Linked DNA regions of Homo sapiens: all the other regions are linked to region 1. The links are chromatin contacts, found by Hi-C or POLR2A ChIA-PET in ENCODE. All regions are on one chromosome and are shown on one strand. The core of a region is the stretch at or near the end of the contact, and the rest is flanking DNA. Distances in the headings are between cores, read along the strand shown. Region 1 holds the start of ZNF430 (zinc finger protein 430). Region 2 holds the start of ZNF726 (zinc finger protein 726). Region 3 holds the start of ZNF681 (zinc finger protein 681). Region 4 holds the start of ZNF675 (zinc finger protein 675). Region 5 holds the start of ZNF91 (zinc finger protein 91).

Region 1 (2,790 bases), core at 197-2,696:
TTTTATTTCAGAAGATTACCATCTTTTTAAAATCTGAGGCTGCCTCCTTTAGCCGGGAAGGTCATAAAATCTGAAATTTTAAAATAATTATTGTTACATTCTTTTCATTTTTGAATAGCCACTATATATATATAAATATAAATATATATAAAAATATATAAAAATAAAAATATAAATATATATAAAAACATAAATATATATAAATATAAATATGTATAATATATAAATATATAAAAATATATAAAAATATAAATATAAAAAATATATATAAATATAAATATATAAATATAAATATAAATATATATAAATATATACATATAAATATATAAATATAAATATATAAATATATAAATATAAATATATATAAATATATAAATATATATATATAAATATATAAATATATAAATATATATATATAAATATATAAATATTTATATATAAATATATATAAATATATAAATATATATAAATATATAAATATATATAAATATATATAAATATATAAATATATATAAGTATATAAATATAAATATATATAAATATATAAATATATATATAAATATATATAAATATATAAATATATATAATTATATAAATATAAATATATATAAATATATATAAATGTATATAAATACATAAATAAATATATAAATATATATAAATATATATATAAATAAATATATACAAATATATATAAATAAATATATATAAATATATATAAATAAATATATATAAATATATATAAATAAATATATAAATATATAAATATATAAATAAATACATATATAAATATATAAAATATATATAAATAAATATATAAAAATATATATAAATAAATATATATAAATAAATATATATATATATATATATATATATATTTTAGACAGAGTTGTGCTCTTGTTGCCCAGGCTGGAGTGCAATGGCACAATCTCGGCTCACCGCAACCTCCGCCTCCCAGGTTCAAGCGGTTCTCCTGCCTCAGCCTCCCGAGTACCTGGGATAACACACATGGGCCACCACAACCCGCTAATTTTATATTTTTTATAAAGACTGGGTTTCTCCATGTTGGTCAGGCTGGTCTCTAACTCCCGACCTCAGGTCATCTGCCCGCTTCAGCCTTCCAAAATGTTGGGATTACGGGCGTGAGCCACCGTGACCGGCCCCATATATTATTTATAAATGCATATGACCTTACACACAAGGTTAAATGCAAATAACCTCTGGGGTGGGCCTGGCTCAGCTCAGGGAGGAAGCCCTGTCAGAGAAGGATGCAGCCCAAGCTGTCACTCTTCTTTCAGCCCCGCATCTCATCACATCTTCCGTCAATCATGGCCTGAGGGGGCGGGGATTTAAATGTTATCCAATCAGAGACGCTAGGCAGGGAACCGTCCAATCAGGCACGCAGGTGAAGCGGACAGGGCGGCTTCCGGGTTTGGCGGGGCCTTTGTCCCTCGCTGTGGCCTGAGCTCCAGGTCTCGTCTTCAGCGCTCTGTGTCCTCTGCTCCTAGAGGTCCAGGCTCTGTGGCCCTGTGACCCGCAGGTATTGGGAGATCTACAGCTAAGACGCCAGGAACCCCTGGAAGCCTAGAAATGGTGAGAGTGCCGGGTCCGACATCCCCAGAGAGGGGAGGGGCTGGTTGTAATGGGTGGGAAGTGGCTGTGGCGGGACTCAGGCCTCCCGGCAGTCAGCTGCACAATCTGCGCCCCGAGTTCTTGCCCAGCTGGGCCTCAGTCCCCATCAGCCTTAAGATGGCGGCTGCGCTGACAGGCGGGCCCCAGCACGTCCCGTCTCTTCCTTGCGCAGTGACTGTGCCCTGGCCTGGAGCCCTCTCTGGGCAGCTCTGCATCCGCAGCGCCGCGTCTCTCCCAGACTGTGCAGGGACCACGGGAGGATCGTCACGGGAGAATCGTCACGGGAGAATCCTGACTTGGGGTGCGAGTTCATGAATGGGAAGAACTTTGGTCCTGGGTTCCTAGTTCCTCTTTTCTCCTATTAAAAATGTACAGACCGGGAGGGGTGGCTCACGTCTGTAATCCCAGTACTTTGGGAGGCCGAGGCGGGCGCATCACTAAGTCAGGAGAGTTCAAGACCAGCCTGGCCAGCATAGTGAAACCCCGTCTTTACTAAAAATACAAAAATTTGCCGGGCATGGTGGTACACGCCTGTAGTCCCAGCTACTTGGGAGACTGAGGCAGGAGAATCACTTGAACCTGGGAGGTGGAGATTGCAGTGAGCCGAGATAGCGCCACTGCACTACAGCCTGTGTAACAGAGCAAGACTCCGTCTCGGAAAAAAAAAATGTACAGAAGTCACCACAAAAATATTAAAGAAATTAATCAAAGAGTGATTAAAAAACTGTTGAGCACCCAGCTGTGGTTTGTAATTTGTTGTTCATGGCGGGGCTTGAAGGAAAGACTTTTATAAGGTGCATGATGAAGAAAGCCAAATTCAGTAATTGGTTAGGTACCGTTATGTAGTTTCTTAGTTTGTACAATAAAGGTGAAAATTTTCTGGTTGTGTAATCAGACCTTAATTGGCAGTATACAGTTGATTAAGCCTGAATTTTGTGTCTTTCAATGTAGTAATTTTCAAAACGATGCGCCTGAGTTAGATTTTTTTTTTTTTTTTTTTTTTTTTTTTTTGAGATGGAGTCTCGCTCTTGTCGCCCAGGCTGGAGTGCAGTGGCACAATCTCGGCTCACTACAACTTCTGCCGCTGCCTGTGTTCAAGCTTCTCCTGCCTCAGCCTTTTGAGTAGCTGGAATTACAAGCGCCTGCCACCCTGCCCAG
Region 2 (2,790 bases), core at 137-2,636, 2.9 Mb after region 1:
TGTATGTAGACATTTAAACAGAGACTCAAAAGGAAACCTATGCTTTGATCAAAACCAAATGTTTTGTGTGTGCTCCAGACTATTTACATAACATAACCCAGGGCATAAAAGTTTTATGCACTCACATCTCTGCCATTTATGTGCTATCAGTGAACCATATATCAGTTTGGTTCTAACAACTGCCCACTTCTTGAAAGGCTTTCCTGTTTAGTTTACGTGGAATAATTTTACTAATTTTGCTTTGCTGTTGTGGAATATATTGTGGTTGTACTCTTTGTGTAGGAATGCAAGACAAGCTCACTAAATGCTTTCTTAAATTGGACGCTTATTAATCTTCTAGACATCACCTTCTTTTGGAACTAGAAGTTATGAACGACCTTCACCATACCAACACTGTCTGACTGAATTTCTCTCTACCCTGAATGCAAGAGACCAATGGTTAGGCAGGAATATTATCGCCCCTAATCAGCCTGAAAAAGTTACAGAAGACGAATCTTTGTCTCTCTGCAACTCTTAGGATTAAGGGTCCTCTTGTAAAGGAAGGCGAAAAATATGTCAGAATCATTTGAACCAGAGCGACTCCGTTTTGAGAGAGAGCTAGGAAAATGACGCTGAGACTCGCTGGGCTGCATTCTCAGTAAGTTAGGCATTCCTAGCCTCTAGATATTTATGGTTAAGGAAATGAATTAATAATGTTTACTAAGCAGAACCAGACGGAGGAGTGTCCAGATATTCCAACATCTGGGGAATAAAGGTATTCCTAATTTTGCTTTAAAGATAATATCGAGTCGGCCAGGCATGGTGGCTCACGACTGTAATCCTAGCATTTTGGGAGGTCGAGGCGGGTGGATCTCCTGAGGTCAGAAGTTCGAAACCAGCCTGGCTAACGTGGCGAAACCCCATCTCTACTAAAAAAAACCAAAAAACAAAAATTAGCCCGGTGTGGCTGTGTGCACCTGTAGTCCCAGCTACTATGGAGGCTGAGGCAGGAGAATCGCTTGATCCCGGAAGGCGAAGGTTGCAGTGAGCCGAGATCGCGCCATTGCACTCCAGCCTGGACAACAAGAGCGAAACTTTGTCTAAAAAAAAAATTATTCACATATTTAATACGTTGAAAAAAAGACAGCAAAGAAGAGAGAAAATTTTTCCGTGTTCTGAGATGGGCCTCGTTCAGCTCCGGGAGGAAGCCCCGCCTGAAAAGGCTGAGGCTTAGGCTGTCAATCTTTCTTCATTCAGCCCAACGTCTGATGACATCTTCTGTCACTCAGGGCCTTAGAAAGCGGGGTTCTTAAACGTTATCCAATCAGAGACGCTGTCCTGGGAACTGTCCAATCAGGCACGCAGCTGGAGCGAACAGGGCGGCTTCCGGGATTTGGCGGGGCCTTTGTCTCTATCTGCGGCCGGAGCTCCAGGTCTCGTCCTCACTACTCTGTGTCTTCTGCTTTTAGGGGCGCAGCCTCTGTGGCCCTGTGACCTGCCCCCTGGAAGCCTAGAAATGGTGAGAGTGCCGGGTGCGACATCCCAAGAGAGGGAACGGGGCTGGCTGGAACCGGTGGGAAGCGGCAGTGGCGGGACTCAGGCCTCCTCGCTGTCAGTTTTACAATCTGCGCCCGAGTTGTTGCCCAGCTCGGCCTCAGTCCCTTCAGCCTTAAGATGGCGGCTGCGCTGACAGCCGGGCTCCCGGGCGTTCTGTCTCTTCACTGCGCAGTGACTGTGCCCTGGCCTGGAGCCCTCTTTGGGCAGCTCTGCACCAGTAGCCCCGCGTCTCTCCCAGATTGTGCAGGGACCATGGGAGGAACGTCAGGGCAGAATCCTGACTCCGGGTGCGGGCTCATGAATGGGAAGAGCTTTGGTCCGTGGGGTTTTCAGGCCATTTTTTCCTATTAAAAATTTATGGGCCTCACTGCAAAAACATTAAATAATTTAAAGTGTGATTCAAAAATTTTAGAGCACCTTGCTGTGGTTTCTAATTTGTATTCCATGGAAGGAAAGGTTTTTATAAGTTTCATCATAAAACCAAATTCCGTAATTGGCTAGGTACGGTTATGTAGATTTTGTTGTTATTTTGTTGTTGTTGTTTTGTTTTCATTTTCTTTTTTTTTTGAGGCAGAGTCTCTGTTGCCCAGGCTGAAGTGCAGTTTCGTGATCTCGGCTCACTGCAACCTCCACCTCCCGGGTTCAAGCGATTTTTCTGCCTCAGCCTCCCTAGTAGTTGGGACTACAGGCGCCTGCCACCACATTTGGCAATTTTTTTTATTTTTAGCGGAGACGGGGGTTTCACCGTGTTGGTCAGGCAGGTCTCGATCTCCTGACCTCAGGTGATCCACCCACCTCGGCCTTCCAAAGTTCTGGGATTACAGGCGTGAGCCACTGCCCCCGTCCTAGTTCTTAATTTTTACAATCAAGGTGGAAATATCATGGTTATGTAATCAGAGCTTAATTGGCAGTTTATAGTTGGTTAAGCGTTAAGCCTGAATTTTGTTTCTGCCAATGTAGTAATTTACAAAAAAATGCTCTTGAGTTTAGACTTTTTTTTTAGAAGTAGAAATCCAGGGACTAGAGCCACCTCAATCTAATTTCCTGCCACTTAATGGTTTTCACACTCCACAGGGGACTGATTTTTTCCCTGAATTTTTCACAAGTGTCCCAAGCAGGGCCTCAAGTCTGCCCCTCATCCCTTATTCCTCCAGCCTGACTGGCTTGCAGTAAAATACTAAATTTCCAGTTTTGTCTGACGTTGCCAAATGCCAGTTTCTCCTCTCTAATTGACTTTATCAACTATTTGTCCTT
Region 3 (2,790 bases), core at 190-2,689, 2.7 Mb after region 1:
ATGTATTTTAGAGAAATTTATATTGTGTCTGTTTACTTGTTTGTGACTTGTAGAGCAACTACTAGATCTGTAAGAATAGAAAACAAGTTGCTAGATAGAATGCAAGCACTAGTTTTAATAAAAAATTATAACCATAAAATATATACTTTATTTTTTTAATTTATCTGCTTTTGTGTTTCAGGAATTGTAAGCACCAGCCCTAGCAGCAGAATTCACCAGCCAAAACTCCGATCTCCAAAAATCAGTTCTATGAGGCAAGACTTAAGGGTAGGGCCAGACCTAAATAAGGCCTCCAAAAAGGTGAACCTGAGCAGAACTGGGGCAGGGAGTGGACTCTATATAGAATTCTGTTCTCTATGCCACTGGGGTATTTCCAGTTCTGTTTTTCCTAAACTTACCTTAAAAAAAAAATCCTTAAATCTCAGAGTTTGTATAATTTTAATCTTTCTTAGACCCTGCCCTATCAATTATATGACATATACTAATAAGCAATTTGAACACATTTATAAAGGTTTTCTAGGGTAATTTTATTAAAAGATAAATATGTATTAACAAGGTAAAAGAAATGGAAATAGAAATAATTCTTCTGTCTATAAATATCCCTTCAGGTGATGACATCGCAAGTCACAATTATATAAAGTGGCACAAATAGAGCCCAAATTTTCTGCACACATCTATTTATTGTACCAATTATATGATGCTTAATTTAACCATTTATCCAGTTGCTAGACTAAAAGCTCCTGGATTGTAGGGACCATGACTGCTTCATCTATTTTTCTAATGGCCATATGAAAAGAAAACAATTTAGCCGGGCGTGGTGGCAAATGTCTGTAATTACACCTACTCGGGAGGCTGTCTCGGCCTCCCAAAGTGCTGGAATTACACGCGCGAGCCACCGCGCCAGGCCTTTTGACTCTCATACATTTTTAATGAAAGGAAAGAGAGACTAGGAACGCCACGGACCAAAGCTCTTCCCATTCATGAACCCGGCACCCGTCAGGATTCGCCCCTGACGACCCTCCCGTGGTCCCTGCACAATCTGGGAGAGACCCGGCGCTGCGGATGCAGAGCCACCCAGAGAGAGCTGCAGGCCAGGACACAGTCACTGAGCAGGGAGGAGAAAGGACGCCCGGGGGGCTGGCTGTCAGCGCAGCCGCCATCTTATGGTCCAAGTGGACTGAGGCCGCCTGGGCGAGGAGAACTCAGGGCGCAAATTGTGGAGCTGACTGCGGCGAGGTCTGAGTCCCGCCACAGCCCCTTCCCCTCTCTCGGGATGTCGGACCCGACATTCTCACCATTTCTAGGTTTCCGGGGGACCTGGCGTCTTAGCTATGGATCGCCAATACCTGCAGGTCAGAGGGCCATAGAGGCTGGGCCTCTAGAAGAAGAGGACACAGAGCAGTGAAGACGAGACCCGGAGCTCGGGCTGAAGGGAGAGACAAAGGCCCCGCCAATCCCGGAAGCCGCCCTGTCTGCTCCAGCTGCATGCCTGATTGGACAGTTCCCAGCCCAGCGTCCCTGACTGGATAATGATTAAAACCCCACCCCTCAGGTCCTGAGTGACAGAAGATGTGATCAGATGCTCTGCTGAATGAAGACTAACAACGTAAGTTGCAGCGTTTTCAGACAGGGCTCCCTCCCTGAGCTAAGCCAGGCCCACCCAACAGGGTATTTGCCTTTAACCTTCTGTGTAAGGTCACATGCATTTCAAATAATATACTAGATAGCTATTCAAAAATAAAAATATATATAATAACAATTATTTTAATATTTCATCTTTTATGACCGTCCTGGTTTCTGGCAGCCATAGTCCCTACCCCGACAGCCCCCAGCCCAGATGGCATTCAAATCTTCCTGGATGGGCTTGATGCCCGTCACTCACGCGCTCTTTAGCACTGCGTTGTGTTGGTTACTCAGGCCTGGGAGAGGTGGTGGGGATTGTAGATCCAGGGTAGGAGCCACCTTACACCCAGAGTTCACCTGGCCACATGCCAGCAAGGAAGCCCATGAAGCACAGCCCTAGACACTGAGCCTCGGCACCTCCAGCTGCACTTTCTATTTATATATCAGGTTTTTTTTTTTTTTTTTTTGAGACGGAGTCTCGCTCTGTTGCCCAGGATGGAGTGCAGTGGCACAATCTCAGATCACAACAACCTCTGCCTCCTGGGTTCAAGTGATTCTCTTGCCTCAGCCTCCCGAGGAGCTGGGACTACAGGTGCGTGCCACCATGCCCGGCTAATTTTTGCATTTTTAGTAGAGACGGGGTTTCACTATGTTGGCCAGGCTGGTCTTGAACTCCTGACCTCGTGATTGGCCCGCCTCAGCCTCCCAAAGTGCTGGGGTTACAGGTGTGAGCCACCGCGCCCGGCCTATATATCAGGTTTTTAAAACCATAAATAAACAGACACAAAAGCAGCCACTTTGATTGAGGAGAAAGTGGGAGCCTAAAGCAGCTGACCCTCAAACAGCTTTGCCAAGCCTCAGGCCAGGCCAGGCCATCTCAACACTCCAAGGCTACATGATAGTTACAGAGGACGACAGTTCCCATAGGTACTTGTCAAGCACTGTGCTAGCTTCTCAGTCACAGAGTCTCAGAATTTCTCCTTGCCAATACCCTGTGAGGGGAGGCCCTAACTCACTAGAGCACAGGAGGTTCCTAAGCTCTTCCCAGGAAATGGTTAACAAAGTGTGGAGCTGGGGGAAAACCCAGTCAGAACAAATGACTTCCCAGGGTCTCCCTTGACTCCATCCCTATCTCCACATGGGGCCAGGAGGTGAAGCGAGCCCCCT
Region 4 (2,790 bases), core at 131-2,630, 2.7 Mb after region 1:
AGTCTGGAGGAATGGGATGAGGGGTAGGCTTGAGACCCAGCTTGAGAGAACTGTGAAAAATGCAGGGGAAAATCAGTCTCCTGTGGAGTGTGAAAATAACTAAGTAGCAGGCAATTAGACGGAGGTTACTCTAGTCCCTGGGTTCCTATTTTTTAAAAACTCTAACTCAAATGCATTTTTTTGCAAATTACTGAATTGAGGGAAACAAAAATTTAGGCTTAACCAATCATAAACTGCCAATTAACCTCTGATTACATAACCAGGAAATGTCCACCTTAATTGTACAAGTCAAGTAACTATGAACTGTACCTAACCAATTATTTAATTTGGTTTTCTTCATCATGTACCTTTAAAAGTCTTTCCTTCAAGCTGCTCTCATAAAGTCACAAGCTCCAAACCACAGCTGAATGCTCCACAATTTTTGAATCACTCTTTGATTAAATTCTCCAATATTTTTGTGGTGATCCCCATAATTTATTTATTTATTTAACTTATTTATTTATATATTTTTTAAGACGGAGTTTCGGTCTTGTTAACCAGGCTGGAGTGCAATGGCGTCATCTCGGCTCACTGCAACCGCCACCTCCCGGGTTCAAGCGGTTCTCCTGCCTCAGCCTTCTGAGTATCTGGGATTACAGGCATGTGCCACCACGCCCGGCTAATTTTGTATTTTTAGTAGAAACGGGGTTTCACCATGTTGGTCAGGCTGGTCTTGAACTCCTGACCTCAGGTGATCCACCCACCTCGGTCTCCCAAAGTGCTGGTATTACTGACCTGAGCCACCGCGCCCGGCCCTCCCATAAAATTTTAATAGGAGAAAACAGGAACTGGGAACCCCACGGACCAAAACTCTTCCCATTAATGAACCCGCACCCTGAGTCAGGATTCTCCGGTGACGGCCCTCCTGTGGTCCCTGCACAATCTGAGAGAAATGCGGCGCTGCGGGTACAGAGCTGCCCAGAGAGGGCTACAGGCCAGGGCACAGTCACTAGGCAGAGAAGAGACGGGATGCCCCGGGGCTGGCTGTCAGCGCGCCGCCATCTTATGGCTGCAGGGGACTGAGCCGAGCTGGGGAAGGAGAACTCGGGGTGCAGATTGTGGAGCTGACTGCGGGGAGGCCTGAGTCCCGCCATAGCCATTTCCCACGGGTTCCAACCAGCCCCTTCCCCCTCTCGGGATGTCGCACCCGTAACTCTCACCATTTCTAGGCTTCCAGGGGGTCCTGGAGTCTTAGCTGTGGATCTCTCAATTTCTGCAGGTCACAGGCCCACAGAGGCTGGACCTCTAGGAGCAGAGGACACAGAGCAATGAAAGCGAGACCTGGAGCTCCGGCTGCAGCGAGAGACAAAGGCGCCGCCAAATCCCGGAAGCCATCTTGTCTGCTCCAGCTGCGTGCCTGATTGGACGGTTCCCAGCCCAGCGTGCCTGATTGGACAACGTTTAAGGTCCTGACCCTTCAGGCCCTGAGTGACAGAAGATGTGATCAGACACTGGGCTGAGTGAAGACTGATAGCCTGCGCTGCAGCCTTTTCAGCCGGGGCTTCCTCTTTTAGCTGAGCCAGGCCCATCCCATAGGGTATTTGTATTTAACCTTGTGTATAAGGTCATATACATTTATAAATGATATATGGCTACTCACAAAGAAAAATAATATAATAATAATTATTTTAGAATTTCAGACTTTATGACCTTCCTGGCTTCTGGTCCTTTGAGTAGGCAGCCTGAGAATTTTAAAAAGAGGCAATCCTCAAATAAAATGTGAGCCACATGTGAATTTTAAATTTTCTAGTAGTCAAACTTTAAAAAGAAAAAAACAAGTGGAATTGATTGTAACAATCTAACCCAATATATCCAAAGTACTATCATTTTAGTATGAGAGCAATATGAAATTATTGATGAAATACACATATATATGTATATATGTGTATACACACACACACACACACACACACACACACACACATATATGGAACTAAATCTTTGAAAATAACTCTATTTTACCTAACACATTGCAATTCAGACCAGCCACATTCCAGGCACCCAGTAGCCACACGTGGCCAATAGCTGCCACATTAAAATGCAGCTCTGATGTCAGGGGGGTGAAGAAGAGCCTGAACATCCCTTTTTTGCCAGAGGTGAGGGGACAGCCTCTCTCTACCAACATCTCTCTTCAATTCCAAGGAAAAAACAGTTAGTGACCATAGAAAGAACAGAGGACAGATAGAATAAAATAACCACAGGTCGACCTGTGGTTACCTCTGGTTATTTTATTAACTACTGCTGCCCACCTGTTGCTCACCTTAATTCCAAACATCAGACAGTGAACAAAGAATGATGAAGCCACAAAACAAGAAAACTCTGTATCTTCAGATCTGTCCACAGTCTTAACCTCCAATGTTTAGATATGGAGAAAATAGATTAAAGGCAAACTTATTTTGCTATTTGGCCTTGGCCCTAACGGTCAGCCTGTGGTTATCTGTTTTCTCCTGTGGTGTGGTGAACTGTGTGAGTATAAGCACCAATCACACGCAGACATGTCTACATGTATTTTTGCATTATTCAATATTCTCTTACAAGACATAAGACTTTAAGTCAAGAATAAAGGTAATGTGAGTCTTTTTTCTTGCATTGGCGCTACCCACAGGGTGCATCATGACATATTGCTAAGTTCTGCATTCAGGTTATGTGGCTCTCTTCTTTTACCCAGGCCCAGAATATTTTGCACAATAGAACATATTACTAGGCCCAACATATATAAAATGGGAGGCCCTTGCCTGAGCCTTTTTTACA
Region 5 (2,790 bases), core at 216-2,715, 2.4 Mb after region 1:
AAAATAAAAATGATTAAAATCGGTATCAAAATGTACACTACAGGACAAATAGTTGATAAAGTGAATTAGGGAGGGGAAATTGGCATTTGGGAATGTCAGACGAAACTGGAAATTTAGTATTTTACTGCAAGCCAGAGTTAGGCTGGAGGAACAGGGGATGAGGGGTGGACTTGAGGCCCTGCTTGAGACACATGTAAAAAATTCAGGGAAAAATCGTCCCCTTTTGAGTGTGAGAAAAATTAAGTGGCAGGCAATTAGATTGAGGTGGCTCTAGTCCTCGGATTTCTACTTCTAAAAATAAAAATCTAAACTCAAGAGCATTTTTTGGTAAATTACTACATTGGCAGAAGCAAAATTTAGGCTTAAGCAACTATAAACTGCCAATTAAGCTCTGATTACATAAGAAGGATATTTCCACCTAGATTGTAAAAATTAAGAAACTAGGCCAGGTGCGGTGGTTCACGCCTGTAATTCCAGCACTTTCGGAGGCCAAGGTGGGTGGATCACCTAAGGTCAGGAGTTCCAGACCAGCCTGGCCAACAAGGTGAAACCCCGTCTCTCCGAAAAATAAAAAAATTGGCCTGGTGTGGTGGCAGGCGCCTGTAATCCCAGCTACTAGGGCTGAGGCAGGAGAATCGCTTGAACCCGGAAGGCAGAGGTTGCGGTGAGCCGAGATCACGCCACTGCACTCCAGCCCGCGCGAGAGAGCAAAACTCCTTTTCAAAAAACAAAACAAAACAAAACCTACATAACTGTACCTAGCAAATTACTGAATTTGGTTTTCTTTACCATGAACCTTATAAAAATATCTCCTTCAAGGCCTTTCATAGACCACAAATTACAAACCATAGCTGGGTGCTCTACAATGTTTGAATCACTCTTTGATTAAATTATTTAATCTTTTCGCGGTGACGCCCATAAATTTTTAATAGAAAAAAAGAGGCCCTGGGAACCCCACGGACTAAAGTGCTTCCTATTCATGAGCCAGCACCTCCAGTCAGGATTCTCCCCTGACGACCCTCCCGTGATCCCTGCACAATCTGGGAGAGACGCGGCGCTGCGGGAGCAGAGCTGCCCAGAGAGGGCTCCAGGCCAGGACACAGTCACTGGGCAGGGAAGAGACAGGACGCCCGGAGCCCGCCTGTCAACGCAGCCGCCATCTTATCGCTGAAGGGGACTGAGGCCGAGCTGGGCAAGGAGAACCCGGGCACGGATTGTGGAGCTGACTGAAGGAAGGCCTGAGGCTCGCCACAGCCGCATCCCACCGGTTTCAACGAGCCCCGTTCCCTCTCTCGGGACGTCGCACCTGGCAGTCTCACCATTTCTAGGCTTCCAGGGGTTCCTGGCATCTTAGCTGTGGCTCTCCAATACCTGCAGGTCACAGGGCCACACAGGCTGGGCCTCCTGGAGCAGAGGACACAGAGCAGTGAAGTCGAGACCTGGAAACTCCGGCGGCAGCGAGAGACAAAGGCCCAGCCACATCCCGGAAGCCGCCCTGTCCGCTCCAGCTTTGTGCCTGATTGGACAGTTCCCAGCCCAGCGTCCCTGATTAGATAACGTTTAAGGCCCCGCCTTCTCAGGCCCTGAGTGACAGAAGATGTGATCAGACACTGGGCTGAATGAAGAAAGAGTGACAGCGTAGGCTGCAGCCTTTTCAGGCAGGGCTTCCTCAGCTCAGCCAGGCCCACCTCAGAGCATGGGAAAATCCTCTCTCTTCTTTGCTCTCTTTCAATGTATTCAAAATGTGAACAAAAATATTTGATGTATATTAATAATACATAAAATTTTTGTTCCAGAGAAAATCAACTTTTACTTTATTGTGTATTATCAATAATAAAGCTAATTTGATAAAACATTGTAAGTCTCTCAGCCGGGCGCCGTGGCTCACACCTGTAATCCCAACACTTTGGGAGGCCGAGGCAGGTGGATCTCCTGAGGTCAGGAGTCCGAGACCAGTCTGGCTAACATGGTGAAACCCCATCTCTACTAAAAATACAAAATTATTGAGCATGGTGGTGCGTGCCTGTAATCCCAACTACTCGGGAGGCTGAGGCAGGAGAATTGCTAGAACCCGGGAGGCCAAGGTTGCAGTAAGCCTAGATCGCGCCAATACATTCCAGACTGAACAATAAGAGTGAAATTCCATTTCAAAAAAATGAAAAATAAAATATAAAAATTAGCTGAGCATGGTGGCACACGTCTGTAATCCCAGCTACTCCGGAGGCTGAGGCAGGAGAATCGCCTGAACCCGGGAGGCGGAGGTTGTAGTGAGTTGAGATCATGCCACTGCACCCCAGCAAAAAATAAAAATAAAAATACATTAAAATTTTTTTGACCTCTCTAGATTTTTATACATATTTTATGATCTCTTATAATTTTTTAATTTTTTTTTTTTGAGACTGAGTCTTGCTCTGTGGCCCAGGCTGAAGTCCAGCGGCACGATCTCGGCTCACTGCAACCTCTGCCTTTCAGGTCCAAGGGATTCTCCTCCCTCAGCCTCTGGAGTAGCTGGGATGACAGGTGCACCACCACACCTGACTAATTTTTTGTATTTTTAGTAGAGATGCGGTTTCACCATGTTGGCCAGGCTGGTCTCGAACTCCTGGCCTCAGGTGATCCACCTGCCTTAGCCTCCCAAAGTAGTGGGATTACATGGGTAAGCCATGATGCCGGTCCATTGTTTAACTTTTTATATTTCATTTTAATCTACATTATTTTTACTTTTTCAATTTGAAGGAACCTTTAAGTAATTTCAAAGCAGACAAATGTTTCTAACTTTCTTCATCAAAA

What was found. A loop is a pair of places that touch in the nucleus more often than their neighbours do. ChIA-PET counts read pairs that join two places held with the same protein, here RNA polymerase II (POLR2A). Pooled maps may share reads with other maps.
Region 2: a map of naive thymus-derived CD4-positive, alpha-beta T cell shows a loop between it and region 1 (22-fold over the local background). The contact joins the promoter of ZNF726 here to the promoter of ZNF430 in region 1. A Hi-C loop is called at or near these places in 1 of 168 maps with a recorded cell type or tissue (naive thymus-derived CD4-positive, alpha-beta T cell) and 4 of 50 pooled maps. POLR2A ChIA-PET finds 5 or more read pairs at or near these places in 1 of 52 experiments (activated CD8-positive, alpha-beta T cell).
Region 3: a loop to region 1 is called in a map of naive thymus-derived CD4-positive, alpha-beta T cell, with 6 times the contacts of the local background. The contact joins the promoter of ZNF681 here to the promoter of ZNF430 in region 1. A Hi-C loop is called at or near these places in 1 of 168 maps with a recorded cell type or tissue (naive thymus-derived CD4-positive, alpha-beta T cell) and 7 of 50 pooled maps. POLR2A ChIA-PET finds 5 or more read pairs at or near these places in 1 of 52 experiments (activated CD4-positive, alpha-beta T cell).
Region 4: a map of naive thymus-derived CD4-positive, alpha-beta T cell shows a loop between it and region 1 (8-fold over the local background). The contact joins the promoter of ZNF675 here to the promoter of ZNF430 in region 1. A Hi-C loop is called at or near these places in 1 of 168 maps with a recorded cell type or tissue (naive thymus-derived CD4-positive, alpha-beta T cell) and 11 of 50 pooled maps. POLR2A ChIA-PET finds 5 or more read pairs at or near these places in 1 of 52 experiments (activated naive CD4-positive, alpha-beta T cell).
Region 5: a pooled map shows a loop between it and region 1 (9-fold over the local background). The contact joins the promoter of ZNF91 here to the promoter of ZNF430 in region 1. A Hi-C loop is called at or near these places in 1 of 37 single-sample maps with no recorded cell type and 5 of 50 pooled maps. POLR2A ChIA-PET finds 5 or more read pairs at or near these places in 2 of 52 experiments (CD4-positive, alpha-beta T cell and naive thymus-derived CD4-positive, alpha-beta T cell).

The regions. Positions count from the first base shown.
Region 1 is chr19:21,019,211-21,022,000 of GRCh38, forward strand. ZNF430 (zinc finger protein 430) reads left to right here and starts at 1,447. Exons shown (of 5, transcript NM_025189.4): 1 at 1,447-1,593. The coding sequence starts at 1,591. RefSeq lists enhancers at 1,137-1,730, 1,731-2,322.
Region 2 is chr19:23,913,500-23,916,289 of GRCh38, forward strand. ZNF726 (zinc finger protein 726) reads left to right here and starts at 1,387. Exons shown (of 4, transcript NM_001244038.2): 1 at 1,387-1,498. The coding sequence starts at 1,496.
Region 3 is chr19:23,757,452-23,760,241 of GRCh38, forward strand. ZNF681 (zinc finger protein 681) reads right to left here and starts at 1,440. Exons shown (of 4, transcript NM_138286.3): 1 at 1,296-1,440. The coding sequence starts at 1,298. It also overlaps a transcript of RPSA2 not described here. RefSeq lists an enhancer at 1,120-1,638.
Region 4 is chr19:23,685,832-23,688,621 of GRCh38, forward strand. It overlaps ZNF675 (zinc finger protein 675), which reads right to left and starts at 1,381. Exons shown (of 4, transcript NM_138330.3): 1 at 1,200-1,381. The coding sequence starts at 1,202. RefSeq lists enhancers at 1-787, 919-1,308, 1,599-1,648.
Region 5 is chr19:23,394,006-23,396,795 of GRCh38, forward strand. It overlaps ZNF91 (zinc finger protein 91), which reads right to left and starts at 1,466. Exons shown (of 4, transcript NM_003430.4): 1 at 1,320-1,466. The coding sequence starts at 1,349. RefSeq lists an enhancer at 868-1,736.